2 separate regions of the Mus musculus genome follow, and region 2 is linked to region 1. Evidence: chromatin loops called from intact Hi-C (ENCODE). Cell type or tissue: heart. All regions are shown on one strand. Each heading gives the region's core, and the rest is flanking DNA. Links, peaks and the distances in the headings are about the cores only.

Evidence for each region. Hi-C counts contacts between places; a loop is a spot of excess contacts. Peaks named below come from ENCODE experiments on the same cell type or tissue, not always from the same donor. Only the 100,000 strongest peaks of a DNase experiment are listed, where the experiment ranks them.
Region 2: a loop joins it to region 1, with 7 times the contacts of the local background. A loop is called at or near these places in 34 of 42 quality-filtered maps.

Annotation. Positions count from the first base shown.
Region 1 is chr10:25,212,600-25,228,111 of GRCm38, reverse strand. Akap7 (A kinase (PRKA) anchor protein 7) reads left to right here. Exons shown (of 8, transcript NM_001379238.1): 7 at 7,354-7,501. Among named protein-coding and RNA genes, the nearest start is that of Gm25016, 46 kb to the left of the region's middle. In heart, for the core only: CTCF peaks have their summits at 8,555 and 8,758 (motif pointing right); no DNase peak of the experiment used is centred there.
Region 2 is chr10:24,954,899-24,970,410 of GRCm38, reverse strand. It overlaps Gm36228 (a long non-coding RNA gene), which reads left to right and starts at 10,471. Exons shown (of 5, transcript XR_871528.3): 1 at 10,471-10,878; 2 at 12,661-12,763. In heart, for the core only: a CTCF peak has its summit at 9,163 (motif pointing left); no DNase peak of the experiment used is centred there; H3K27me3 peaks cover 663 bases.

The DNA of each region.
Region 1 (15,512 bases), core at 7,815-10,314:
TGCGGATGCAACCACATGTGTAAACTCCAGAAATTATAGTTACAGTAAGAGGGCTGGGGTGATGGGGAATTTCAAACTGACATTTTTCTCACTTCTCTATGCTGATTCCAATTTTTTAAAATATCATTTTGAGTACCAATAGGATAATTTTTAATAAGAATAGTGATTTAAAAGTAATTTAAAAAGTTTTAACACACCACTGAAGAACAGCCTTCTACCACTCCAGTAAAGAAGCTATCATTGCTTTTTAACTAGCCGATGCCCAAAAGGTTAGTCTAGTTTGGTTCAGCTCTTAATACATCTTTAACATTGGTTTTAGGTCATTGTTGCAGGAATTTCTTGAGTTGTCTCACATATTTCTTTAAAAACTAATTGTATCTGGGAATTAAAAAAATAGCAGAGATCCTGAAAATTAAGCTTATTGTCAATTCTTTCTTTTTATTTGTTTATGTAAATTGTGATTATCATAACAAATAAGATGTTACATCTGTTGTGAGCTACTGTGTAAGTTTTCTTATTTATGCCACATCTCTCACCGCATTAAAGATAGATTTGGATGCTCAGTAATGGAAGTCTGAACATCCTTGGGCACATTTTAAATGATGTATATCACTGAGTTGATGTGAATGATGCTGCAAGTGCTTCCAGAGTCAATAGTCTCCATTATTTATCATTTAGATTTCCACCATCAGACAATTCTAAATATACGGGAAGGCCCCTGTGGCGGCATTTTTGAGGAGTTGGCTGTTTGGGTGCCAAGGTACACTCTCGTGAAACAGCTCAGAGCTTCATGGCCACGCCCCAAGGGCTGACAGATGACCTTGACCAACACTGATCTTTTCTGGGGCTGAAAGGGTGCCAGAAGGCAGTGAATCTTGGGTCATCTCTAATAATTAAGACAACCTTGGAACCTTCTGTTTGATACTTATTTCCACGAGGGAATTGCTTCAGAGTTTAATATTTAATTTACTTAGAATGATGTTTATTTTGACAACTTCATACATGTAAACAGTCGCCATCTGTATTTAGCCTCTATTTCTTCTTTCAGTGTCATCATGCCTGACGAATGTGATATACTGAGCACAGTTGTATATCTGAAGCCCTTGAACCGTATGCCGTCCTTGTTAATTTCCAGGGAAAATAGCCTTCATATGGGATATTAGACCGACATCCTGCATGCTTCAAACACCGAGTTTGTAGTGTTCTTAGCACAACATTGTCAGAGATGTCCCTTGTGGAGTTTCTCTACGCTTGAAGCAATCTCAGCACACTTAGATTTTATTATAGGCTGTGTTTCCCTGGGTGTCACAATTTGAGGCTTTTCGTTGAGCTTTCCTGGCATGTTAATACCTTCTACCTTTAAACAGTAGGACACACTAGGAAGGGCAGAGCTGGCCTGTGACAGATTTGGGAGTCATTGGAAGTCCTGAGCCAGAACAGTGCCATCACCCCCAGTCACGCACGTGCACTTGAAGCCATAACCTTGAGCGGGGATACGTCTGAGGCTCTCTTGGCAATCCTATAGATCCCTTTCAAAAATAGGACCTTTCTTAGCCTTGCCTCAAGCAATATCTGACTTTAATATAGGCACCAATTTTCTCAGAATGAGGGCTTTTTGTTTCTTATTTAATTAGTTTTTGAGACAGGGTCTTCCTATATAGCACACACCAGTCCCTTTATTATTACAAAAACCCACCAGTTGCCAGAGCTGGATGGTGATATGAATTCAGGTTTATGAGAAAAGAGATGGGCTACCCATACCCAGCACATTCTCCAGAGAGCAATGATGATGCCGGCCTCCCAGTAAATTTAAGATTAAGCAATTCTCACCTATTTCTAGATTCTTTATTAAATTTTTTTTTTATTTTGACCAGGAGACAGAGCTTCAGACCCTCCCAAGGTCTCATGCCTTTCTAAGTGCACTTTCTGTATGGTATGAGTTATGGAATTTTTGTTTTACTTGCTAATCGAAGTCAACACCTAGGGTGAACATTAGAAGTCAGCTGTGCAGAATTTTGGTAAAACAGTTGGCGTTTGTCGTTTATTACAGTTCATGAGTGGAGGAGGTGGGTTTGCAGGCGTTCTTGTATCTCTCATTTCTTTGGGGCTGCTGAGGTGAGTTGGTGGGTGAAGGTGCTTTCTGGAAAGCCGGAAAACTTTAAGTTCAATCTCCAGGTTCCACACGGGGAGGAGGGGACCCGTTCCCTCTGAGTTGTCCTCTGACCTCCAAATATGCACTGAGCCATGCCCCATCCAAGTAACTTACCAAATAACTAACTAAGTTAAATGAGAATAAAACGACACGGGCACACATGCACACACACACATGAGTAAATGCATACACGTGCATGCACAAGTACAACCATGCATGAATGCATGCACACACAGAGAAAGAAAAGCATTTAGAAGACAAGTAAAATCATTGTCATTTTCTCAGAACTTTTAAAAAAATATTAGACACCCGGTTTTATTTAAAAGCTAGCAAACAAAACCTCTATTGGCTCTAAAACCACACATCAACCCCCCACAGTGATGGAGAGTGACTTCAGTGCTCTGCCTGAATCTAGCCTCTACAAAGGTCAACTGGAAGAAGTAAAGGAGAGTCTGGCACTAAAGAACATCATAAACCCAATAGACACAAAACACATCCTGTTGGGTCTAGCGGTCTTTCCGGTCTGTTCTCCATTCCCTCTGGCTCTACCCCTCTTTCTGCAGGGTTACCTGAGCCCCGAGGGGAAGGATTTGACAGAGGCATCCTGTTTAGTACTGAGGGTGCCAAGGTCTCTCACTCCACACATTTTTCCAGCTGTGAGTATTTGTTCCCATCTACTGCAGGAGGAAGATTCTCATGATGGCTGAGCACTGAGCAAGGCACTGACCTATGAGTCTAGCAGAATATTGCTAGGAGTTATTTTTACTGCTGCGTGTGCCCTTAGCACAGTGGTTCTTAACCTTCCCAACACTGCAACTCTTGGATAGTTCCTCATGTTGTGGTGACCCCGACCATAAAGTTATTGCTACTTCATAGCTGTAATTTTGCTGCTGTCGTGAATTGTAGTGCAAGCGCCTGCATGCAGGATATCTGCTATCCCACAGAGGTGGAGGTGCACATGTTGAGGACTGCTTCTTTGGCAGAACAGTAGCACTTGATTTTCCACTAGGTCCCTGGCCTATCTGATCTCCAGGTAATGTTGGAGATAGGCTCCGCCTCACAGGGTGTGGCTTAAATCTCATTATATACTGGCTGGTCACTCCCACAGGCCTAGTGCCCCCACGGCACTAGCACATCTTGCAGGCAGGACACCACTGGAGATTAAAGAGTTTGTAGCTGGGTTGGTGTTTAACTTTCTCCTTTGGTAATGTGCAGAGCACCTTCCTGAACCGTGAACATGAACTAGTCAGTAGGCGTGAGGGCTTCTGTTAGGCACCAGCTCTACTTCTCCATGTTTAGTGAGTTGTACATGTTGTCTGCAGCGACAGAGCCTTGCTCTCACTGAGAACAACCAATAGCCCTGGCAGTACCCTGGGTCTTTTGGGAGTTCCCAATGGGATCCATATGGCCAGCAACTCAATTAGCTATGACTCATTTCCTGTAGTAGAAAGTTCATTTGGAGGTGAGAACTATCCAGTTGGGGCCCATCTCCTTTGTTATTAAGCCGTTTCCTTTAGGTAGCCTTCATACATGTATATATTTTAGAAAGCTTCTACTGCATTAGGTTGCATACAATTTTTCGAATGGCCTTGAGTTTTATCCGTATCTCTTTTAACCTGTCTCCCTCACCCTTACCGTTTGATCCTCCCATTCATTCCAGTTACCCCTACCCTCCTCCATCCATAACTGTCCATCTCCCCATCTTAGGGAGATCTGTTCTCTCCCCACCCCAGGTCCCTCACTCTATCTGTAGCCTCTGTGGTTATATGGATTGCAGCTTGCTTATTAAAGACTTACCAACTAAAATCTACACAATCTATATAAGCTAATATATATCATAATTGCCTTCCATAGACTGGCCTCTGACCAGATGTTACTTTATATGGTCTGGGTGACCTCACTCAGGATGATCTTTTCTAGTTCCATCCACTTACCTGCAAATTTCATGATGCCATTAAAAAAATAGTTGAGTAAGAGTTTTTGGTGTAAATGTGCCATGTTTTCTTTATCTATTCATCCATTGATGGACATCTAGGCTGTTTCCAATTCGGGCTGCTATGAAAACTGTGGCAGTGAACATGGTTGATCAGGTGGCTCTGTAGTGTCCTTTGAGTATTTGCCTAAGGGACACATTTATACCCAGCTTCCTGAGGAGCTCCAACATTGATTTACATAGTGGCTGCACAAGCATGCACTCCCACCAACAATGGATGAGTGGTCCCCATTCTCCACTTCCTCGCCAGCAGGAGCTGTCAGAGCTCTCTCTTGGCTGTTCTGACTGGTATAGGGTGAAATCTCAAAGGGGTTTTGAATTGTAGTTCCCTGATGCCTTAAGGGTGTTGAACATTTCTCGAAGTGTTTCTTGGCTATCTGTCATTTCTCTTTTGAAAATTCTCTGTTTAGATATATACCACATTTTTAATTGGGCTGTTTTCTTACATCTAATTTTTTGGGTTCTTCATATAAACTCATATTGTCCCTCTATCAGGTGTGTAGTTATTTAAAACAATTTCCCATTCTGTAGCCTGTGTGCTGCTTTGTCGGATGGCATCCATTGCCACACAACAACTTTTTAGTCTTATGAGGTTCCACTTATTGTCATTGTTCCTGTGCTATTGGTGTTCTGATTAGAAAGAAAGCTGTGTGCTGGTGTGTTGCCGACTACTCCTCACGTCCTCTCCTGTCAGCTTCAATGTATCTGGTTTTATGTTGAACTCTTTGATCCATTTGGAGTTGAATTTTGTGCAGGGTGATAACAATTTATCTATTTGCATTCCTCTACATGCAAACAACCAATTTGACCAATCTGTCTTTTTTTCTTTTCACTATGTATTTTTGGCTTCTTTATCAAAAACCAGGTGCCCATAGGTGTGAACTTATTTCTGGGTCTTAAATTGAATTCCATTGATCACATGTCTGTTTCTATGCCAATACCATGATGATTTTATTACCATAGTTCTGGAGTACAACTTGAAATTGGGAATAGTGATACCCCCAGCAGTTCTTTATTTGCTTGGGATTATTTTAGTATCTTGGGGGTAGGGGATTGTATTTCCATATGAAGCCGAGAATTGGCCTTCCAAATTCTGTAAAGAACTGTGTTGGGCTTTTGATGGGGATTGCATTGAATCTGTAGGTTCCTTTTTGTACAATGGCCCTTTCTTTCTTTCTTTCTTTCTTTCTTTCTTTCTTTCTTTCTTTCTTTCTTTCTTTCTTTCTTTCTTTCTTCTTTTTTTTTTTTTTTTTTTTTTTTTTGAGACAGGGTTTCTCTGTGTAGCCCTGGCTGTCCTGGAACTCACTTTGTAGACCAGGCTGGCCTTAAACTCAAAAATTCACCTGCCTCTGCCTCCCAAGTGCTGGGATTAAAGGCGTGCGCCATCACACCCGGCCTCTCACAATGGCCATTTTTTACTATAGTAATCTTACCAGCACACGAAGGTGTCTCCATCTACTGACATCCTCTTAAATGTCTTTCTCTGCTGTTTTCAGTTATATATATATATATATATATATATATATATATATATATATATATATATATATGTGTGTGTGTGTATTTTTTATTATTATTATTATTATTTTATATTAATCAAGTCTTTCACCTTCCTGGCTAGAATTACCCAAAAATATTTTATTATTTTTGAGACTATTGTGAGAGTTGTTTCCCTGAATTCTTTCTCAGTTTGTTAGTCATTCGTATATAGGAAGGCTATTGATTTTTGTGTATTGATTTTGTATCCTGCTGTTTTTCTGAACGTGTTTATCAGCCCTATAGAGCTTTCTGGTAGAATTTTTAGGGTCATTTATGTATAATAAATACTATCATACCATCGTCAACTAAAGATAGCTGGACTTCTTCCCTTCCCATGTGTATATACTCTCTTGATCTTCTTCAGTTGTCTTATTGCTTTAGCTAAGACTTGAAGTACTGTATTGAATAGGTATGGAGAGAACAGACAGCATTCTCTTATTCCCTCTTTTCCTTTACATGGATGTTGGCTGTGGGCTTGTTGTAAATCACCCCTGTTATACTGACATGTATTCCTTGTATCCCAAATCGACCTGGGACTTTTATTATGAAGGGGAGTCAGGGATATCCCATAGTGTTCAGCCTTTGCAGGTATAATAGAGTTCTCAAACTGAGTTGAGAAGGGCTATAAGTGGGGGGAGGGGAGGCAGGGAGCAGTTAAACACGCAACACAAGGATTTCTTACTATACTATTAACTATCAAGGGCAACAGCCTACTAGATAAATAACATGATACTTCATACAGTGGAGCATGTAGAAACGAAAGCATCTTGCAATCTGTATATTAATATTGATGTGGCAAATTTACTGAAATAATGGAAGTGGCTTTTAAGAAGCACTGAGGCTAAAACCATATTCATGTGAAAATTAAAAACTGACTTTCATTTGCATAGGGAAACTGAAATAGAACAAGACCACATGGTCTCCTGTCCTCATAGGGAATTTCTAGAAATCTTTATTATTAATAGGGGAAATTGTATTAGTAGAAAGTCAAAATTAGTAGAAAAAGTAAAACTCAGTGTCTGTGTCTTGGGTCTCTTGAGGTTGCAGTGTCAGGACACTGTCGTATTGAGGAGAGGGGATGATGTTTCCTGCCGGGAGGTTACAGTAGCACCAAGAGGACCTTGCTACAGTCGTCAGCACCTGCTGCCCTTGCTGTACAGGAAACCAGGAGAGGCAGATGGAGAAAGATGCAGAAGACCCACTGGTCTCCCTGCCCTGTGTACTATGAGAAGGTTCCCCTCCCTCTGAAATACAGATCCGCAGTGCTTCAAAACCACCGGTCCATCCGGTCCATGGTGCAAATGGTTACTCTGCCCCTGATGGTTGCTCTGCCCTTGATCTGTCTCATCTCATGGTTTCTCAGCTCTGATGCTTAAAGATGTACTGAGTTTCAAGTGCACCACATCAGATTAGCACTCTTAATTGATGGCTTTAAATACAGCCCTCCCCAAGCCTAGAGACTTAAAACCAAAACCAAAACCAAAACCAAAACCAAAACCAAAACCAAAACCAAACAAAAAACCCAACAGTTTTGTGGCATCTATTTTCAAGTGCTGGGAGGCAGTTCTGAATCCAAAATGTACTATCAGGTTCTGAAAGATTGATAGACGTATGATCTGGCTGCCCAGTGAAATGAGTGCCTGACATGGATTTGTTTTGTCCTTTCAAGGGAGTGAGAAAAATCGAGCCTGGATTGTATGAACAATTTATCGACCACAGATTTGGAGAAGAACTATTGTACCAGATAGATCTCTGCTCCATGCTGAAGAAAAAACAGAGCAATGGTTATTACCACTGTGAGTCTTCCATCGTGATCGGTGAGTTCTGTTGAGAACATCGTTCAGTACAGTTATTCATTATTTCTTGACATCACTTCTAAAATAAATATTTCAGGTTACTTGTGTACTTTTCAATTCACTGCAGGTTTTGTTTGTTTGCTTTGTGGTTGTTGCTGTTTTGTAACACCGCAGCGGAAAAAGTGGAGAGAACTTTTCTCTCCGCCTCTTAGGTCTTGAAATGTCCATGGAAATTTGTTCCAGTTTAATTTTATTTCATGGGCATAAAGAAAACACATTCTTCAGGGCGCATCACGTGGCCACACTGCTCCCCAGCTGGCCTTAGCATGGTAGCTGCTATTAATAATGGCTAGTGACCGGCTCCGGAAATTTCACTACGGGAAGAAGAAGTATAGGTGGCCTGTGACAGTCAAGACTTTGTTGCTTCTCTAAAGAAAACATACTTGAGGGGAAGCCAAGACCCACACAGAGATGGCTCGGTGCTCATGCGTGAAGGCTCCTGCAGGGTTCGATGAGACCAACCCGTTAGTTCCCAGGAGGAAAGTGTGTACACAGGAAGAAACTTCCCTTAAGCAGGCAGCTGCCATCACCTGCCTTCTGGAAGGTGGGTACGTTTCGCAGGAGCCTGCCCTGTGGGACTCAGCTGTACTGTTTCTAGCGAGACACCACTGCCAAGAAGTGAACTTGAAGACAACCTGATTTACATGCCTTTAAAGTAACATGAAGATATATATATATATACACATTTGTAAATATTTCAAGTTCTTCGGCCAAAGTGATTTCTCACCATCTCAATTAAAAGGATCTATTTGTATCCTAAAAGAACCATCATATAACTGAAGTTTATCGAAGGTTTTTAAAAAAATGTTCAAGAGGCAATTTTATTTTCGAGTCCTCGTTACAGAGTGTGACAGACATCATCACCCCAAAGGTCCGTTTTAAACTGAAGATTTAAAGTGGAGTTTGAGTTTTGAGTTTCACATCTGAAACCCTCCTCCTATTTCAAGGAGGATGTTCATGCTTTCAGAACCCGAGCAGGGGCCCTCTTCTGTCAGGTTCAGCTGACTTTCACACAGAGGGGCGATGCAGATCCTCTGTGCAGTGTGGATTTTGGCGAGTTTTCCAGGTTCCACTGTAACTAGGTTAGAGCAACCTCAAAAGGGGGTGTGGAGCTTCATTCGCTTCCAGCTGATTAAGACAATGAAAAGGTCGGATTTTATGGAAGATCCTGAAATTTGCATTATAAAACCTATTGTGTACATCCGACCAGTGGCCAGCAGGGGGCTCTGTTCCACCAGCTCCAGCAGGTTTTCTGCATTCCTGTTCTTTTGCAGGCTGGTCATCACATTTCCTCCACTGTAGAGAGTGTTTATCCATCCTCCATCTTCTACTGCAGAGTGACCGTTTCATCTGCCCTGACCAATTCTGATTTTTTTGTACCATTTAACATTTAAACTGTATTTTGTTTATTACGGATACTTTATTTTTTTCTACCTATCTCGTTTAATTATGACAATATGACTTTTAAAATGATGCCTCCTTCTAACGTAATTTATTATAATTAAGTGTAATCTAAACTGGAGTTGCCCCCTTTTCTTTGCGTCTATGCCTGCATAGAGGCCTGGGTCTCTCCTCTGTTACTCTCCACCCTGTTTTTGAGGCAGTGTGAGGCTGGAGCTCACTGGTTGTAGAGTGGCTGCTGAGCGACCCACCTGGATCCTCCTGTGTCTCCTTCCGCAGCTGGGTTTGCAGACGCTCTCTACCACGTCTGGCTTTCTGGTGGGTGTTGGGAGTTGCAAGTAAGGTCTTCATACTTGCTACTTAGCACACTTAGATCTTCCCAGCCCAGATCTGCTATGCATCTCTATAGCATCATTGCTATTCAGATAAAGAGTAGCATGGAAATCTGGGCGTTAAAACTGTGAAGCAGGGATTGGATTTTAGGAATATATTATTGCGCTAAAGATCTTTGGCTATTCCTCCAGCTTGGTAAGTGTGTACTAGAGATTACACATTGGCAGCCCTACCTTCTGTATTTGATTAACAAAGAGCTTTGATGATTTGTTTCATAATTTGAGCACTTATTATAGTTTGAAGATAAAAGTCTCTTATTGGGGTGTGTGTGTGTGTGTGTGTGTGTGTGTGTGTGTATGTGTGTGTGTTTGAATACCTGATCCCCAGCTGGTGGCACCACTTGCGAACACTATGTGACCTTTTGGACAGTGGCTCTCATCCTTCCTATTGCTGTGACTCTTAATTCAGTTCCTCATGTTGTGGTGAGCCCCCACCACCATTATTTATAACTGCAATTCTGCTACTATTTATTATGAATCATAATGTAAAAGCCTATGTTTTCTGATGGTCTTGAGTGTCCCCCCCATGAAAGGGTGGTTAGACCCCTAAGGAATCCATGACCCACTGGTTGAGAACCACTGCTTTAGAAAGAATGGCCTGGATGGAGAAGGTAGATGGCTAGGGATGGAATTTGAGGATCTCTGCTTCCCGATGTGCAGGAATATGAGCAAGCCCCCATAGCCATGCTCTGCTGCCAGCCTTCCTGTGTAGGGAGTGTAGCCCCATCTGTGAGTTAAAGCAAGCTTTCCTCGATCCCTGTTGTCTCCTTCTTACCACAGGGGGAATGGATATGCTCACCAATGTGGGATGATTTTATATTACAAACTTCAGATTTCTGCCTTCTTGTGAACACTCCCAATGTGGCTGTATGGTTCCAGTGTCCTTCGAACTACCTTCATTTCCTGCATGGAGTAGCAGGCTCACTCAAGTGTGTCTGAATATTCACCCTGCACACTGTACATTCTCACTGCGGCCATTTCTTCTCTGTGCCTTCCCATGGAGTAAGTGTTAGAGGAATTTGAGAAAATGTACTGTTGTCCCACCCAGGCAGTGAGACTCTGTCTTGAGGATGAAAGGAAATGCAAAGATCTGTGTAGAGTACCAGAGGGCTCGTAGCATTTGAGCTCGAGTAGTGCTAATAAAGTACTTTTTATTTTTAAAAACTGATTTTTTTGTTTTGTTTTTGTTTTTTTGAGACAGGGTTTTTCTGTATAGCTCTGGCTGTCCTGGAACTCACTCTGTACACCAGGCTGGCCTCGAACTCAGAAATCCGCCTGCCTCTGCCTCCCAAGTGCTGGGATTAAAGGTGTGTGCCACCATGCCCAGCCTCTGTTTTTGTTTTCAAGTGTATTCAGTTTTCATAGTTTATGCAGTTCTTTCTAGAAGGCCGCCTTATGAGAAGAACATTCTGCACTCTGCCTTATCCATAGTCCCCGTAGGTTTACAGCTTTCTCCCACAGAGTACAGGGAATGTTTTCAAATGTTAGAAAAGACACATTTGAGATGTCTCATAAGTAAAACTTGCGATGATGATATACCTATCTATCATTGAGCCCCTTAGAAACCTAACGTCATTTAGCAGCTAAAATTTGAATCTAGAAGAAGGAACCCAGTTTTCCTGATGTAGCCAGGGATGAGAATATAGCCCAAAACCCCTAGGACTGTGTGGGCACTTGACTTAGGCATTTCAGTAGTGCTCAGGCATCTCTTTTCCATTTCTATTTCCTTAGGGAAGGTAATTGACCCCTTTGTAAAGCTGATGAGCAGTTTAGGGTTTTCAAATACTGGTTTACTTTCAAGTGAGACATACTTTATAGGAAGCAGTGGTGAAATGGAAAGGTCTAGATGCCTTATTCCCAGAGCAGCGTATTTACTTATGACTTCTCAAAGCAGAGGTAGAAACAATAATTTTGTGTGTGTGTGTGTGTGTGTGTGGTGGTTTGAATATGTTTGGCCCAAAGGGAGTGAGGTGTGACCTTGTTGGAGGAAGTGTGTCACTGTGGGGGTGGGCTTTGAAGCTCTGCCCAGTGTGGAAGAGACAGTCTGCTCCTGTTCGCCTTCAGAACAAGATGTAGAACTTTTAGCTCCTCCAGCACCAACCAAGCCTGCCTGGCTGTTGCCAGGCTTCCTGCCTTGACGACAGTGGATTGAGCCTCTGAATCTGTAAGCCAGTCCCAATGAAATGTTGTCCTTTATAAAAGTTGTCTTGGTCATGGTTAACACTAATTTGGTGACATAGTACCGTGTGTTTACTCCTCTCTGGGAGATCGGGAAGCAGAATAAGACACAGCCCTGGAGAACGATACAGTGTCACTGACAGCTAAGACGGCTGCCGAGAAGCAGAGAGGAAAGAAGAGGGCTTGTTCCTGGCAGTTTGGGCTTTGGTATCACATCGTGGAAGAACTTTGTAATCTTGTCTTGTGGGAGAGATGAGGGGAGGAGAGTTTAACTGAGCATGGAGGAGATGAGGGGTGGAGTAGGAGGCGTTTTAGAGCAGCAGAGAGGGCGGCATTGGGCAGGGGCAGTGAGAACCACAGCAAACACCTGTGTGAACCAGCAGGATCAGTGAATGAGGACGCTACAAACTGGGCATTCTAGGCTCTGTGTATGTGTGAACAGATGGGTAGGACTGCCCAAGCTGAGGAGGTAAAAATATACCAGAGAGAACCAAAAGAATAGTTGAGGGATAAGTGGAGCTTAATTCTCAGGCTCTTACAGATGCTTCTCATTTGTGATGGACTATATACAGCCCAATAAACTCATGGCAAGCTGAAAATACTCTTAAGTAGAGAGTGCATCTATACACATAACCTAATGGCCATCATAGCTTAGGCAGGCCCACTGTGGCATGCAGTTTAACCTATAGTTGTGTAACTCATTCGACACAAAGGGGTGTGTGTGTGTGTGTGTGTGTGTGTGTGTGTGTGAGAAAGTCAAAGGGCAAACTCATATATCATTTCTCAGGAGCTGTCCACATTTCTCTTTTTCAGACAGGGTTTTCACTGGTCTTGAACTCACTGAGGAGGCTTAGCTGACCTGTGAACCTCAGGGATCCACCTGACTCTGTTTCCCAGAACTGCAATTACAAACAAGCCAATTCACCCAGCTTTTCCCCTCCCCTATTTTGTTTTATTTTAATAATTTTAGCTTTAAATTTTATTTTTTCTTATTTTAACAAGTCATTTTATACAGTACATTTTGATCACTCTTTTCCCCTTCCCCAACTCCCCCCAGTCTCCCAGTCTCCCCACTTTCCTACCTACCCATGTCTTTATCCCTTTCTTTAAAAACAAGCAAACAAACCCCCAAGAAACACACATTCTCATTTTCTCTCTCTCTCTCTCTCACACACACACACACACCACAAAACACAATCAGAAATCAGAATATATAAGCAAAAGACTAATAAGAAAAACTTGCCCACACTCAGCATTCTAAGAGTCTAAAGTGTGGCAGTTATATCCAGTGAGGCTCTTTGGAGAAGACACTTTTTCCTTTGTAACTGTTCACCCACCTTTTTATATGGGTTCTGTGACTGAACTCAGGTCTTCAAGCTTGCTCAGGTCAGCAAGCACTTTACCAGCTGAGCTCTGTCTACCTCCCACCTTACCACCTTCGGAGAGCCTGAGGTCACTAAGTAGCCAAGGATGACCCCGAACTTAGGATTCTCCTCCCTTCACCTCCCAAATGTTGAGATATGCTAATACAATTTTGACTCAATGTGTGTATCCAAACGTCACAGGGTATACAACATTGTGTAGAGTGCTGATAGCTTGCTCTTGCGATCATGCGGTCGACAGGCAGCTCAGTTCCACCTGAGGTCTGGAGACAAGAGTCATGCTATACATTGCTAGCCTAGGAAGAGGCCATAATTCAGATGGAAAACATAGTCTCTTCTGACTATGTATTGCTTTTGCTCTACTGTTAAGCTGAAAATTGGAGCAGAACCATTGTAAATCAGGACAGCATGAATGACTGAGTCTGTCAATGGTAGTAGGCCAACAGAATACGAGGCCCAGACTGTAGGGTTGAAAGCCTAAGGAGAATCCTGAGTGAGCCAAATCCACGCAGAGATCCTGTTCATTGCGAGTGTCCCCAGGAAGCCTGGTGGTAGAGATCATCCTTTGAGTCTGAAAAGCTTGTCTTGTTCCATCCGGGCTTCTTGAATACTTGAGCAGGGGATAATTTAGCCAATGGGAAGGACTTGTTTTGAACATGCAGTTGAATGTCTGACTGAGGATCCTTACCTCTGACTTGAGTATCCCAATCTCTAGTGATGTGTGACTTAGGGGCCAGGACATAAAGCTGCCCACTTGGGCTTGTGTGCACTTGCACTCTGTGTGTGTGTGTGTGTGTGTGTGTGTGTGTGTGTGTATGAACTCTCTACAGAAAGGAACACTGCCAGGAATGGAGAGATGGCTCAGCAGTTAAAAGCACTTGCTGTTCTTCATACCTGAGGTCAGCTCTCAGTACCCTTGAGGGTCTCACAACTGTGGATAAATCCAGTTCCCTTCTAGGAGATTAGATGCCCTCTTCTGTGTGCGCACTCTCTCTCTCCCTCTCCTTCTCCGTCTCCGTCTCCCTCTCCCTCTCTCTCTCTCTCTCTCCCTCTCCCCTCCCTCTCTCTGTCTCTGTCTCTCTCTGTCTTTCTCTGTCTCTCTCTCTGTCTCTCTGTCTCTCTCACACACACATACATAAATAAACATATTTTCCAAAAAGATAAAAATAAACCTTAAAAAGAAAAAAGCAAGCCAGTGTGACTCACCTTGGTTTGCACTTGAGGAACTCGGAGAAGGAAATCAGTGGGGTTTGTTTATCCCCACTGGGTGAAAGACAGGAAAGAAATCTGAGAGCTTTCTAGAATCCTTGAGCCTAGAGCTTTGTTTGATAAACATTTAAAACATTTAGCTTGGCAGCATGCGTGTGACTCATATCATATGCCCACTTGAAGATCCACTCAGTAGAGTGGTGATAGATCTGTCCTTATCTGACTCTTCATTTTCTTTTTGCAGTAGAAAATGCACTTCATTGTGTTTGTCTGTGGATGAACCGCGGTTCTAATAACTTGCTAAATACCTTTGTGGGTTTTACACTCTTTGAAAAAAATATTTTAGGTTCACCAGCTCTTTGAGATTGGTCTCTTAGACACCTTTAATGTGTCCTTGAAGACAAAGTTGTTTTTTATAAAAATATAAGACACCATTTGCCCCTTCCACTGGGTCATGCTAAAGCATTGGTGAGTGAAAGGGAGAGAGAGAGAGAGAGAGAGAGAGAGAGAGAGAGAGAGATAGACTGACTGACTCAGATTTGTGTGTCTGTGTCTATATGACTGTATCTTTGTCATGTGTATGTGTAGGCATAATTTTTCAGTCTATTTTATTTGGGTTCTTTTGTCTCTACCTCCCTTCCAATCTTTATTTCTTCTAACATCCCAATACCAGGTAGGGGAGAAAGAAGGTTAGAGCCAGATTGGCTTGGAGAGAAGTTTCTTGAGTGTTTGTAGATGCTGCAGTCTAAAGTGGCCATTGCCCTTCTCCCAGCTGTTTTCTTGAAGAACAATAGACAGCCGACTATGGTACTGACAATAGACAGCCTTTGGTACTGATAACTGACAGACTATGGTACTGACAGGTGTTTTTTAAAAAATAAAGACACAGACTTGTCATAGTTTGTACAACTGGCACTGCAGATGATAAAAACTAAGATGCAGATGATAAAAACTCAGATTCTGAAGTAAAATTTGGGAACCCAGGTGGGGTGAGTCAGAGAGTAAGGCTGCTTGCTTCCACACCTGACATTCATCTCTGACTTTGCAGATGCCATACTCACGTTCCAGCTACAAAAGAGGGTAAGAAGAATGCTAGAAATCTCAACTCTATTACCACAAGCTTGCCAACATCCTAAACTTAAAGTATTTTCCACAGTTTTTATTACAGGAAATCATGTGCATAGGAGTAGAGATTGTAGTGTGTGACAATGAACTGTCTTCTTGGTTTGTTTTTAATCTGTCACATCATATAAAATTTAGAAAACCCTGTTCTGTGATGTGTAATGTGAAGGCCACACACATTCAGATCATGCACGGGACGGAGGTTTTACTTGTGGATTCTCTGGGAAGGTATCATCGCCATCAAGATAGAGATCAGTTCCAACACCCTTTCCCCTCTGTTCCTGGCCG
Region 2 (15,512 bases), core at 7,919-10,418, 260 kb after region 1:
TTCCATAGAACCAAAAATGTCTCCACCCTCCTCTGTGTAGGGCCAGAGGTCACTGCTGGATTCCAGTCCTCTGATCCCTGCTCTGCACGTCTCTCAGTGAGTGCTAAAGGCTCCAGGTGGCAATGGCATAATGGGCTTTGCTTAATGGTTCCATCAGCAATTGGTGCATCTGCGGTAGATGTAAAACCAACTCTCAGCTTGGAATTAAATCAAGATGCTCACTGTACATGAGGGCAATGGAAATAATCAAGAATATAGCTCTAAAAGCACCATTAATACTCCCTTAGAGACTCCCTAGTGTAGAATGCTCATTAAAACACTCTGTTATCAACTTTTCATGACTGTGGAACACTTCTCAATGTTAAAAACCCCAATAATAAATGACATTACATTTAATATTATATATAAATACATAAATAATAAATAAATATTAAAACAACCCTAAATCTAACCCCTAACACTTAATGGAAAGAAACAAGTCTCATTCAGGTTTTTGCAGATAAGAAAAGAAGAAAAATGAGTTAAAGATTTTTAAAAAAGAAAAAAACTGCAGAACTCTTTAGGATTTCCAAGCGAATGATGGGCTGCCAGAGTCCTGAGCATAAGAAAGTGACCACTGGGAAAGCCAGTGCTTGGCTAGAGAAAAGGCCAAGTACTCAGGTCTATGATGTTGGGATCAGGGACAGGGAGCAGGCTCTGCAAAACAGTCTAATCTTTTAAAGGTGGTGCTCACTCCAACATAGCTATGCAGACTACACCAGAATTTTTCAACCATGACTCAATGACACTTTGGCCAAATAACTTTTGGGATGTGTGTGTGTTCCTGGTTATGTATATGTATATGTATATGTATATGTATATGTATATGTATATGTATATATGTATATGATGTATATGTATATGTACATGTATATACATATAGGTTTGCACATAAATGTGGAGGTCAGGAATCAACATTGGGTATCCAGCATTCGCTGTGGTTGGAGAACTGGGTTCTGATGATGCTATGGAGTCTTGGTTTCTGTTGTTTATGTTCTTGCCCTTGCCTCTTACCATCTGGTTATCTCTGATCTTAGCTGGTCTTGCTGTCTCTGGCTGTAGCTTGTCCCTTCCATGAGTCTGTGTGTCAGCACTCCTCGAGACCAGCTTTCTCCTGGCAGGATTTGGGTATGGAGAACTGTGGCATAGGGACAGCTCCAGGCACAGATGGAAACTGGAGGGGTCCTGTCCCTGGCTGCTTCCTTGATTCCTATGTCTTGAGGACTCGGGGCAGGTCCCTCTTGGGCCAGGTATTTGAGCAGAAGAGGTGGCCTTATCTGTGTTCTTAGGTGTGTCAGCACTCCTGGGAGACCAGCTCTCTCCTGGCAAGATTTGGGTTCAGGGAGATGTGGCACAGGGTCAGCTCCAGGCACATATGGAAACTGGAAGGATCCTGTCCCTGACTGTTCCTGTGTCCTGAGGGCTCTGAGAGGGTCCTTCAGAGAAGTGGTGGTCTTACCTGTGCTGTCAGGTGTGTTAGCACTCCTGGGAGATTAGTGTAACTCTTAACAAACAAGTGAAAGATTTGTATGACAAGAACTTCAAATCCCCGAAGAAAGAAATCGGAAGAAGACCTAAGAATATGGAAAGATATCCTATGCTCATGGAAATGGCCATGTTACCAATAGCAATCTACATATTCAATGCAATTCCCATCAAAATTCCAACACCACACTTCAGAGACATGGAAAGAGCAGTTCTCAACTTCACATGGACAAACAAAAAATTCCCTGATATCAAAAACAACTCTCAACAATAAAAGTCCTGGGAGAATCACCATTTTTTTTTTTTTTAACCTCAAGCTGTACTACAAAGCAATAGTGACAGAAACCACATGGTGTTAGTACAGAGACAGATAGGTGGATCAATGGAATACAATCAAAGCCCTGGAAATAAACCCACACACCTATGGACACTTTTTTATTAGATATTTTCTTCATTTACATTTCAAATGCTATCCCAAAGGTCCCCTCTACCCTTTCCCAACCCTGCTCCCCAACCCATCCACTCCTGCTTCCTGGCCCTGGCATTCCCCTGTACTGGGGCATATGATCTTCGCAAGACCAAAGGCTTCTTCTCCCATTAATGGTTGACTAGGGCATCCTCTGCTACATATGCAACTAGAGGCACAAGCTCTGGGGGATACTGGTTAGTTTATATTGTTGTTCCTCCTATAGGGTTGCAGAACCCTTTAGCTCCTTGGGTACTTTCTCTAGCTCCTTCATTGGGGGCCCTGTGTTCCATCCAATAGGTGACTGTGAGCATCCACTTCTGTATTTGCCAGACACTGGCATAGCCTCACAAGAGATAGCTATATTAGGGTCCTGTCAGCAAAATCTTCCTGAAAAACTCAAGTGACAGCACATGCTGTTGTGGATGTAGAGAAAGAGGAACACTCCTCCATTGCTGGTGAGATTGCAAACAGGTACAACCACTCTGCAAATCAATCTGGTGGTTCCTCAAAAAATTGGAAATAGATCTACATGAAGACCCAGCTATACCACTCTTGGGCATGTACCCAAAAGATTCCCCACCATACCACAAGGACATGTGTTCCACTATGTTCATAGAAGCCTTATTTGTAATAACCAGAAGCTAAAAACAGCCCAGATGTCCCTCAACCGAAGAATGGATACAGAAAATGTGGTTCATTTACACAATGGAATAACATTTAGCTATTAAAAACAAGGGCATCCTGAGTTTTGCAGGCAAATGGATGGAACTAGAAAGTATCATCTTGAGTGAGGTAACCCAGACACAAAAGGACTTGCATGCTGTGTACTCCCCAATAAGTGGATATTAGCCAAAAAGTACAGAATACAGTATGTAACCCACAGGACTCAACAAAGCTACAAGCTGAAGGACCCAAGTGAAGATGCCTCAATCCCACTTGGGAGGGAGAAGAAAGCAGTCATGGGAGGCAGAGGGAGGGAGAGTCGTGAGTGGGAGAAAGGAGGGGGAAAGGAAAAGGGAAAAAGGGACCAGGTATGGGGGTCATGAGAGAAGCCCAGAAGGCCAGGAGAATAAATGGAAATATGCAGCCTTGGGGGGATGGTAGGTGGTGGGACCCTCTAGAAAATACCAGAGACACAGTGGGTAAGAGACTCTCAGGACTCAATGGGCATGGCCTTATCCAAAGTGCCCAATGATGGAGAGAGGGAACTCAAAGAGCCCAACTCTAGTAGATAGACAGGGCCTCAAGTAGAGGAATGGCGCTATCAACCAACAGTCAAAATTTCTGATCCAGAATTGCTCCTGTCTAAAAGAACACAGGCAGGGACAAAAATGGAGAAGAGACTGAAGAAAAGGCTGTTCAGTGGCAGGCCCAACTTGGGGTCCATCTCATGAGGGACACTAAGGCCTGACACTATTACTGAAGCTATGATGTGCTTACAGACAGGAACCTAGTGTGGCTGTCGTCTGAGAGGCCCTACCACCAGCTGACTGAGAAAGATGCAGATACTTACACCCAATCATGGAACTGAAGTCGGGGACCACATGGTTGAATTAGGAGAAGGGTTAAAGAAGCTGAAGGGGAGGGTGACCCCATAGGAACACCAGCAATCTCAACCATCCCAGACCCCAGGGAGCTTCCAGAGACTGAACTACCAACCAGGAACATACACAAGCTGGTCAGAGGCCCCTGGCACATATATAGCAGAGGACTGCCTGGTCTGGCCTCAGTGGGAGAAGAGAGACTTGTGGCGCCAGGGAAGGGAGAGGCTTGGTGGGAGAGAAAGTAACTTCTCAGAGGCAAGGGAGAGGAGGAATGAGATGAGGAACTGTGTAAGGGGGACTAGGAGGGGAGGCAATGACTGGAGTGTAAATAAATAAAAAATTAGAACACACACACAGAGAGTAAGGCAGCATTCATTGTGGCCCACATTTTGCAGCCATGTAGTCCATCACGGCAAGCTGTCAGGGATATGAAGTGGCTGTCACATTCCACACAGTCAGGAAGCAGAGAAGGATGAGGGCTCAGTACATTTTCTCCCCATCCCTGTTGATTCAGTGAGGATATCAGCACGATGCCACCCACGTTCAGGGTGAGCCTTCCCTCTTCAGTAAAACCTGTAAACCAGTATAAAAAAAAAAAATAGACCATCTGAGACAGCCCTGAGGTGGGTGTCACAGCAGATTCTAGACGTAGCAAGTTGACTGTGGATATGAACCATCACAACCCGACAACTCGTCATTGTCTTGCCCGTCCACAGCAGATCGCCTTCATCCACCTGCCACAGAAGTCATCTTCCGTCCCGAGACCCTCTCTGCACAGCAGCCTGAGAAACTCTGCTAAGCACAACCCTGCTGCTTGTCCTGAACAGATGACAGCTCTCTCCTCCCACGCACCATTGCCTTCTTTTGTCTGCTGCTCCATTTGTATTGATTCTCAACTCCCTGTCCCCACCTTTGTACAGCATCCCTTTCAGTTCAGTGTCCTCAAATCACTAATTTGTGCTTTTATTTGGTCTGGACCCGACCAAGGCAAAAATAGATAAATTACCCATGCCATCCTACTATAACCTGGATGTGGATGGGGATAGCTTTAAATCAAGACTTGGTGCTCAGTGGAACATGTAGTCACTGTCCTAAGAGATGGAAATGATTGAGCTAGTAATTACCGTCTCTGATGGTATCAGAACAGTTCGTTCTGTTGTGGTTTTTGGATCTTTGCAGGTTCCAAGTGTGAACTAAATTAGCAACATACAGAAGAACCTTGTGCAGTGCTTGGGGCCCTATAAGGTTCAGTAATATTTGTTTTGTTTAAAAGGAAAAACGAAAGGGTCAGAAGGGGGTTTCTGAAGCAGAGATTTTTTGCTACTGCAGTAGTTCTCAAGCCCGCTGTGCTCTGCAAACCCAATATTACCTCCAATCTGCTATATTGTGATGGAAATTGCACAGCAGAAGGCAGATCTGGACGGCAAAGATATGGGAAATTATTTAACACAGCAAGAGGAGCCCCTGTCGACGGTAGCATCCCTCCTGGTTGTGTCAGCAATCTTTCTCATCAGGAACGCTTTCTACAAGCTTTGCAAAGGCTCAAGGCTGAGTTAGGCACAAAGGTTAGCAGAGGTGTGCTTGCCCAGTGCTCACAAGGCCTGGATTGGATCCCAGAGGACAGTATCGTGGTGTCCAGAGAGAGAGTGAATAGGAAGTGGGGACTTGACTTGTGAATCAGCACAGTACGGAAACAAAGGTGACCAGTCCTGCACTTGATGAAGCTCCTGCTTTTGGCACCTTGTAGATGAAGCAGAATTTTCTGCAGAATTTTAAGTTCAGAGGACTACAAACTGGTTTATCAGCTCTATTTAGGAAGCTCTGAGAAAGGAGATAGTTAAAAAATAATGACTGTGAGTTGTTCCTTGCTGTTTAGAATTCTGCTTTTAATTAACAAAGAATACACTATAAAATCTGTTCTGGGAAGCTGGAGAGATGGCTCAGCGGGTAAGAGCACTGACTGCTCTTCTGAAGGTCCTGAGTTCAAATCCCAGCAACCACATGGTGGCGTACAACCATCTCTAACAAGATCTGACTCCCTCTTCTGGAGTGTCTGAAGACAGCTATAGTGTACTTACATATAATTAATAAATAAATAAATAAATAAATAAATAAATCTTAAAAAAAAAAAAGATCCGTTCTGAGAAAATAATATTATTGAATTTGGCCGGGCGGTGGTGGTGCATGCCTTTAATCTCAGCACTTGGGAGGCAGAGGCAGGCGGATTTCTGAGTTCAAGGCCATATATATATATATATATATATATATATATATATACATATATATAATTGGATTTGATTGCTTGCAGAAGTGTTAAAGACACATAGTTTCAAAATGGACAGAAAATAGTTTTTCTGTAGTCAAATTCATATTTTCCAAACAGTCATAATATGTAGTTTGAGAGCAGCCTTAAGATTTATTTATGTATTTTACGTATATGGGTACTTTGTATGTACATCTGCACACCAGAAGATAGTGTCAGACAGTTAAGTGCTGACTTGTGGATTCCCAGAGTTGAACTCAAGACCTTTGGAGGAGCAATTTGTGCTCTTAACCACTGAGCCATCTCTCCAGACCCCCAAATACACCTTAAATACAGGGTTGCTCTATTAGGACTCTGTGTGGTCCACTTTTCTGAACAGTATTGTTAGCTAAATGTATGGAACCTCTAATGATCACATAAAAATAAATCAAACAAACAAAAAAACAAAAAGAGGTGGAGATTCTCTGGATAGCTTATTAAAAACTGCTTCTGCAGCTACAGAGCACTGGCTGCTCCTTCAGAGGATGATTCCCGGTGCTTTCATTCAGCTTACAACTGTAGCTCCAGTTCCAGAGGCTCCAATGCTCTCTTCTGGCCTTCAAGGGCACTAGGCATGCAAGCGGTACACAGACGTCCATACAGCAAAACACCTCTACACAGACACATACACACAACAAGACAATTCTGCCTAATACGACAAGTTACAGTACGATATTGCACCCTCCGCAGAGCTGAAATGAACACAAGAAAATGAGTATGGCTTTGAACACCCTACGAACGCTAAGTGCACGCTGCATTTAACTGTTCTACATGGCTCTCGCAGAGCAGCCCCCAAGGGTTGGTGAGAATAACTGTAGGGCATGAGTGGGGTGGTCCAGGGAGGCACCAAGAGGAGATGAGTGAAAGCAACAAATCATCCAACAGGACGGGCAGCCGACATTTCAATAAACCAATTAAAACAGAATGTAAGGAGGCTGAGAGAGGCCAAAAGCAAGACAGCCTGAAAACACAGCGGATATTATTATTTGATCTGTGTAAAGTGCAAACATTATCTGATTTAAAATGGCAATTTCCACATACCAAGTAGGAATATTAGTCCTACTTTAGAGGTAAGAAAATTAGGCTTCAGGGTTTGGGATTTAGACCCAAATCCACCTAGTCCAGCATCCACACAGTGTAATGAAAAAGAGTTAGTAAAGAAAAAAAAATACAAAAATCCTGGTTATTGCGCTGGAAAGATAGCTCATTGGTTAGAGGCTCTTGCTGCTAAACCTGATGACCTGAGTTCAGTCTCCAGGAACTGCATGGAGGAAAGACAGAGAGAACTGACCCCCACAACCTTCTACCTGATATCTACATGCATGCTGTGGCATGCACATACACCACACATAAACACATGCACACATCACACCATACACGCATACCATACCATAAACATATATACATCACAACACACACAGACACCACATCAGACAGACAGACAGACAGACACATACCCCACCATACACACACAGAGCACACATACCACACCACAGCATACCACACCATACACACATACAATACACAAAGTGCGCATATACAACACATCATACCATACACACACTACAAATACCACATGCACACCACACCACACACACACACACATACACACACACACACACACTATCCCTCACATATCGTACCATATACACACCACCCCTCATATACCACACACACACACACACATACACATACATACCACCTCATGCACACACATACATATCATACCAGACAAACATACACACACCATATCATGAACACACATACACACCACACTACACACACATATACAAACATACACCACACCACACACACCACACTACACACACATATACAAACATACACCACATCACACATACAACATACCCACACACATACCACACCATACAGACACACCACCATACAAACACATAGCCCACATCATGCACACACATACACACCACACCACACACACCACACTATACACACACATACACCACAACACACATACAACATACCCACACACATACCACACCATATACACACACACCACATCATGTACACACATACACATCACACTATACAAAGATACACACACACCACATCATGTGTACACATATACACCACACCATACAAACACACACACACACACCACTATACACACATTTAGAATTTAAAAAATAAAAAATAAATTCATCATCCAGTGGACGACTTGACTACAGTAGTGGATTTATCACTGTGGCCCAGTTTCCTCTTGGGCTTTATTTACAGCTTAAGAATTTCTTTCTCTACATAAACACAAATCTTTGTATTGTAAATGCTTAAACTAGGCAAATTTGGAATGATACATGGATGTTTCCATACATTTGTTCATATTCCTAAAACTTTTGCTGGTTTCTTCTTCCTCAAAGCACCTATAAATATCTCTGCAGGAAGAAGTGTTAAGAGCAAGCCTTCCAAGATGCTGTGTGCACTCCGCATAATTCTCGTCCAGATTTAAACTGATTCACCATGGAGATGAATAACCTTTTTAAGGGCATGCTGCACCACTGGTAAAGTTTACTTAATTTATTTTGACAGCTGCCTCTAATTGCTTAATAGCACACATTATATGGATAGTAAAAGGCTTAATAACTTAAGATCTCATTGCTATTTCAGATGGAGTGATAGGCATGTATTTGCCAGGCATGTGTGTGTTTATGTGCATGTAGTGTGTAGTGTAGTATGTGTGTGTGATGACCTCTGGCCTCCACTTGCATGTATACACACAAGCACATGCATATATGCAAACATGCACAAACCCATACAAAATAAACTCTAAATAAACTATAATTCTCTCTCTCTCTCTCTCTCTCTCTCTCTCTCTCTCTCTCTCTCTCTCTCTCTCTCTCTCTCTCTCTCTCTCTCACACACACACACACACACACACACACACACACACACAATTGTTCTAGGACTCGCTAGAGAATCCTCACCAAGCCCAGGCACATCTGTGAAGATGAAGGCCACATTGGTGTGATTGGTGTTTCTATACATTAAGGAGCCAGAAAGTCACTGGCCCACCCTCAGAGGCTGGAGAAGTGTTGGAGTCCCACAACCTGTGAGGGAAACGCCTTTGCTTCTAAATCACTTGTGTGTTGGGGATTTATTCAAAGACACTGCAGTTCTCAGATGTGAACATACTGAGTTATATGAGGAATGTCTTCAGCAAGTAAATATTTCCAATTCTCAGCTGTGAAACAAACAATGACTCAAAGGTAGTGTAGGCTAATGTTAATTTGTGTGCATGGGTCTTTTTGTGGGGCTGTCTTATTATTATATGTTAATCTAGCGCCCTCTTGTGCAGTACATTTTAATAACAAAGTTTGAAGATGTATATACTGTGTTTCCATATCCAGGTACTAGAGGGACATAATCATTAGATAATATTACTTTATCTTCTTTTTTATTATCAACATTGTTCAAACAAAAAGACAAAAGACTGAAGATCACCTGCTGTGAGTTGAGGTGAGAGCAAAGGCCACTTTTCAGAATCAAGACAATTCTCTCTTCAAAAGAAAATATTTCATTCTTGATAAGATGATACAATGACAACAGTCCCCCTTCCCTTTCTTCCCACCAACACCTCCCATATGCCCCACCTCACCACTGCATCAGGCAGAGACCATCACAGAAAACCACTACCAATCAAAGGGCAAAGTTGTGGAGCCCAGTCCTAAGGGATAGATCAAGACATTTCTTAAGGAAATCTAACTCACTCTCAAGAGAAATAGGGAAAGTATTTTTGTAGTGCAATATAATGAATGAGTTTTGGCGGATTCTTGGAATTTTAGGGCAAAAGAAAAATGTGTTGCTCCAGTGAGAGGCAAGAAATGGTTGCACTCCTGGCTCCCTGTGTGCATGGAGGCCAGCTACATTGTGCTTGTGCGAGCATGGCCAGCACCAGCTACATTGTATTGTTAGCTCTTCTTGGGAGTAGAGCACCCAACCTGTGTTTCAATTTCAGGAAATGTGATAAGCTAGCAGGAGTGAGCCCCATATGCAACACCATCCTCTGGGTAGTGACTTCCAGAGGTCACAGCTTCAGGCTTTTCTCTCCATCACTGACACGGCTTGAGTACATTGAAGTCCTGCTGTGCTCCCAGGAACTCGAGAGTGCAATCCTCCATTTTGTTTTGTTTTGAGACGAGGTCTTACTATCTAACTAATCCAAGATACCTTAAACTCTTTTCATCCTGCCTTAGCATCCTAGAATCGCAGGCCACCGCAGCCTGCAGAATGTGGCCTTAACTGGAGACAGGGTCTTTATGGGTGTAGTTAAGTTAAAATGAGGTAATTTGGATGGGCTTCAATCCAGTACTGTTTCTAGAAGGGGGGTGGGGTGGGAAGAGAGCTGAGCTGAGCGTGGCCAAGCATGCCTGCAACCCCAGAGATTGTAGGTGGAAACAGAAAGATGGAGAGTTCAGAGTCACCTGCATGATAGGAAATTCTGTCCCCTCAAATAGGGTAGGGAGATGTGATAGCTGTCCTTGGTTGTCAGCTTAACGAAACTGGGCAGACTTGTGAGGGGTTTTTCTTGATTGGGTCATTTGAGTGTAGAAGATCCACCTTCACCCTGGGCCACACCTTCTGCTGGCAGCCTGTCACACGGGGCATGGTAGAAGGAAGGAAGATTCTGCTCTTTGTCTGCTTTCCCTCCCTCTCACTGGCAAGTTCATTTCTTCACTGCTATGAGGGCCTACTTCTTTGCAATTCCAACATGCACTGAAGAGCACCTGAGACATCCAGCCTTGTGGATTACTGGGTTCTTGGACTTCCCCTTTGTGGGCAGCCACTGTTGGACCAGCTGGACCACAGTCTGAAAGCCGCTCTAATAAGTCACAGGTGCGCATGCGCGCGCCAAAAGTTGCTTCTCTAGAGAACCCTGACTGGATGGCTGGTACAGGGGCATCTGTGATTGGTGTGATTGATGCTTCTATAAACTAAGGAGCCCCCCCAAATCATTGGCACAGCCCAGAAGCTGAGAAGAAGCATTGAATGGTCTCCACAACCTGCAGAAGGTAGAGTTTCTGCCAAGTCTAGTGATTTTTTTTTTTTTTTTTTTTTTTTTTTTGCCTGCAAAACTGTGAGAAGGTGCCTTTCTGCTCTTCCGAGTTTCTCAGTGTGTGACACTAAAGAGGGAAATGGAAATAATGAAGTGTTATTATGAAGGATTTACCAATAAGCTCACTTAAAAAATGCTAAGTTACACAAAAGTACAATTCAGCTGCGGGAGCTTTGTCTCTGTTGGGCTTGGGCGGCTTAAAGAACCCAAACCTGGCTGACAGCCACTAATCAAGCCCTCCCTTATCAGGGAGAGCTTACATTTTGCCAGGCGACTAGGGTGACCCTGGCCGACAGCTGCCCTGGGAAAGGCAGCCGAGGTCAGTCTCTGAGATAATTTCTGCATCATTAATCTCCCCGTTTGTCTAAACAACCGAGCCATGGAATTACTGTCTCCGTAAATCATGTTTAATTGCTCAAAGTGTAACTTGGGACTGCAAAGCTACGTTAAGTTGACAGGGATTTCTGTTCAGGTGGGTTCTCTTCCACACAGAAGCCTGAGCTAGTGGCGGCTATTATTGAAGAGTTTTTTTCCTTTATTTATCTCTAAGTGCTTGGAGTGATTTCTCACTGGGGAGGCATAATAACACTCCAACAGCACTTAGTTAAACAAACACATCACTCTGTCATCCGTGGCACAGTGTTTCCTCACGGCTAGGTAGAACAACAGTTTAGGGTGATCAAAGGACAGTCCCCAAAGACACCCATATGGAAATACTGGGGTGTTTTTGAGAATGGCAGAGTTTTTCTTCGATCTCGGTGCGCTTTGCTTGTGGAACTAGGGTTCCAGAAAAATTGACAATGCCGAAAGCTATCCCAAGCTTGCGGATCTCAGAAGGAGAGCGATCAGAGGGGATGGGAGAGGACAGAAGGTGGAGAAGTAAGATACCAGTGAGCAGCTGATCTGGGGGCTCCTTCAAGGACTTGTGGTAGAAACTAGACAGAGGCTCGGGAAAGGAGGTGAGCTGGTCGGTCCAGTTGGCCCAACCACAAGGTGTCCAGGTGCCCTGCTCAGTTTCAGTCACGTAGTCATCCGCAGCCTCGGGCAGAGGTGCTCATTTAGGACTTGACAGAGAAACTGGAACCAAAACTCTGCCCTGACATTCTTGGCCTCCAGCAAGGACGTTCTCAGTTGGAACTATTGCTCTGGGATCCCTGCCCTACCTGACTAGTTTCTATCTCAACCACTCATCTATATGAAAGCTTTCCAATACACTGTAAAGAATACAGTGTTCTATTATAAAAAATAACTCACTGGAAAAATATTTTTCTAATTATGTCCTAGATATCTAAAATTTGCATGTGTCATACATTGTTTTAAAGGAAACTTTAGTTATTATTACATTTCACCATTAATATTTTGGTTATTTCTTTTTAAGATGAAAGCATTTTTTCCTTGTGAAACTAAAGCAGTATTTCCCCTAATTTTCTTTCTTTTTTGTTTTTTTGTTTTTTTCGAGACAAGGTTTCTCTGTATAGCCCTGGCTGTCCTGGAACTCACTTTGTAAACCAGGCTGGCCTTGAACTCAGAAATCTACCTGCCTCTGCCTCCCAAGTGCTGGGATTAAAGGCGTGTGCCACCATGCCCGGCTTCCCCTAATTTTCTAAAGGGGTTAAGTATAATAATAAACCAGTTTATTTCAAAACATCCTTTCAGTGTCTTAAAAACCATGTATATGTGGCTTGTTCGAAACATAATCTATTTTGAGACTATATTTTGCATCTGGTTATTTCCCCAGGACTCTGATCCAGCCGGGACGCCGACTTACCTAGGAGATTGTGCGCCATGAGGAAAATAATCACAACTCAAGTTCTGAGGTCATCTGTTTCATTCTTCTATTGGTAAGCTTATTTCTTAAATGGAATATAAAGTCTCCATTCTATGTAAATGCCTCAGGCTAGAATGCATTCTGCCTTGTGCGTGTTACTTCAGTATCAGGTGAGATCTCTTTGACAACCTAGAGATGCTAAGAGAGGCCACTGGGGTGGAGCGGCATGTTGATCTCTTCACTGCAACCAGAAACCAGTCTCCGGGCTTACGGTGGCCCCCGCACAGATGCCCTGTTTCCCAGTAGTCACTGATTAAGTATCCTCACAAGTTCATTGGTGGTCTGTATTTTAGCCAGGTGTGAAGTGTTGTTAAGATGGTGCTGACTCGGGACAGTTCACCACTGGGCCCTTTGGGTTGCCCTGAAGTCCAGCCTTTCTCAAAAGTGGGTTAAACCTTTCTCTGTTCTCTATACTCCAAAGCTAAGTGTTAGTTTATTTACTTAGGACCTCAAACAGTGAACGGTGAGGTCTTTCCCCACCCCCACACCATTCCTTCTCGTTGCTATCACTATGGACTTAAGGGTTTTTAGTTCACAGTCTATAAATTTCAGAAGCTAGAGAAATGATTCAGTCTGTAAAGTGCTTGCCACACAAATACAACTTCTTGAATTCTATTCCCAATACCTCTTTGGGATGGGGGAGACCAGGTGAAGTATAATATAATTACAATTCCAGTTACCCAACCTAGTCTATTCTACAGTCTACGAGCACCAAGCCAGTGATGGACTCTACCTCAATAAACAAGTCAAACGGCTCCAGGGGAATGACCTCTGACCTCCACTAGCATGCACACACATGCACATGCAGTTACATGCACACAAACCTGCACAAACAAATAAATTCAATGGGTTTTAATGAACTACAGCCACAGAATATGAGTGTTTGCTCAATGGGCTACTCTTCAAGCAGGTTCCTGATCTCTTTCTATGCAACTCAATGAAATTTTGATTTCTCCTTTTGGTGCACAAGATCTAGATGTTTTTCATGAGACATAGTGCAAAAGACTAAAACCCAAATTCTAAAAGAGGAGATTGTAAATGTGATGCACAGAACTCTAAGAATACATATATGTGTCATAAAAAAACATGAGTTCACACTGATAACTTCCAACTCCCATTTGTCATTACATAGTGTTTTGCGCTTTGCGCTTACTGTGGGAGATTTCTCCACTTCTCCCTTTGTATTTTTGCTCTGTACTGTTTTCCATGTTGAAGATCCTGACTTTGAGCATGTAAGCTATTCTGCTAGGTCTGTTACTTTCTCTTCTCCACTTCAAATGTGTCTTTATTGTATTTTTGCCACCTTTCCTGCTATCTGTGTATAGCTTACTATGGTTTCCACAAGTTGATTTCATCCTGGGTTCCTCCCCATTTTTAAAATCTATAATTTTTGTCATTTTTTTCCTGCTCTTCCCACACAAAGTTTTAACTCTTGTTGCCTTTCCAGCTCTACCATATACTTTTTTTTTTAAGTTCTGTTTTGAAATCTTTCTTACAGAGGTAATTAGAAACTGATCTTATCTTTTTTTAAACTTTGCTTTATATTAATTGATAAGTAGCAGCTGTACACATTTTGGGAGATATACTGCTATGTATTGATGTATGAATATCTTCTATAATTATTAAGTCAGGGCAATTAGCACAGCCATGACTTCAAATGGTTTTAAAATCAAATATCTTCAGCATACATTATCATGACATGACTTCTAAGGAAAAATAAAACTGTTTTTATTGTGTGCATGCATGCATCTATGTATGGGCACACACGTGTGTACATGTGTGTGTATATACATGTAAGTATGTGCACATGTGTGCATGTGAATCCTGGGACATTCTAACTATGTAGGCCAGAAGACAACTTTGAATACCAGTCCTACTTTCCACTTTGTTTGGCTATTGGTCTTTTGCTGTCTCACTGTCGTATGTTCCAGGGTAGCTGAGCCACAAGCCTCTGGGGAACTTTCCATCTCTGACTCTCATGTCTGTGCAGAAGTCCTGGCATCATGGAAATGCCCGTTATTATGTCTGTCTTTGGTGTGGTTTTAGGGGTGCAAACTGAGGTCATCAGAATTTCAGAGCCCAGTCTTTCACTGATGTACCATTTCCTTAGACCTTGATATAGTTTTTTTTCCTTTATTTATTTTTTTTAATTTATTTTTATTACATAACATATTTTCCTCAATTACATTTCCAATGCTATCCCAGAAGTCCCCCATACCCTCCCCCCCACTTCCCTACCCACTCATTCCCATTTTTTTTTTTTTTTTGGCCCTGGCGTTCCCCTGTACTGGGGCATATACAGTTTGTGTGTCCAATGGGCCTCTCTTTCCAGTGATGGCCGACTAGGCCATCTTTTGATACATATGCAGCTAGAATCCAGAGCTCCGGGGTACTGGTTAGTTCATAATGTTGTTCCACCTATAGGGTTGCAGATCCCTTTATAGTTTTCTTTTAAAATATAGTTTCTTTATATTTTAGGCAAAAATGCAAGGAGTAAATGATAAAGGTATACACACACACACACTCACACACACACACACACACACACACATTTATCTATAATGCATGACGACGATATTTGATTTTAAAGTTATATGGAATTCATCTAGACTTACCCTAAAATTTTATGGTCATAACCTGCTTCATTTGTTTTATTTGCCTTTCATTTCAGCATGAAATTAAATTTAATTAATTAATGACATTTTAATTAAATTGTATTATTTCGTAGATAGTGACCTGGCAACAGGATTCAGACAGAAAGC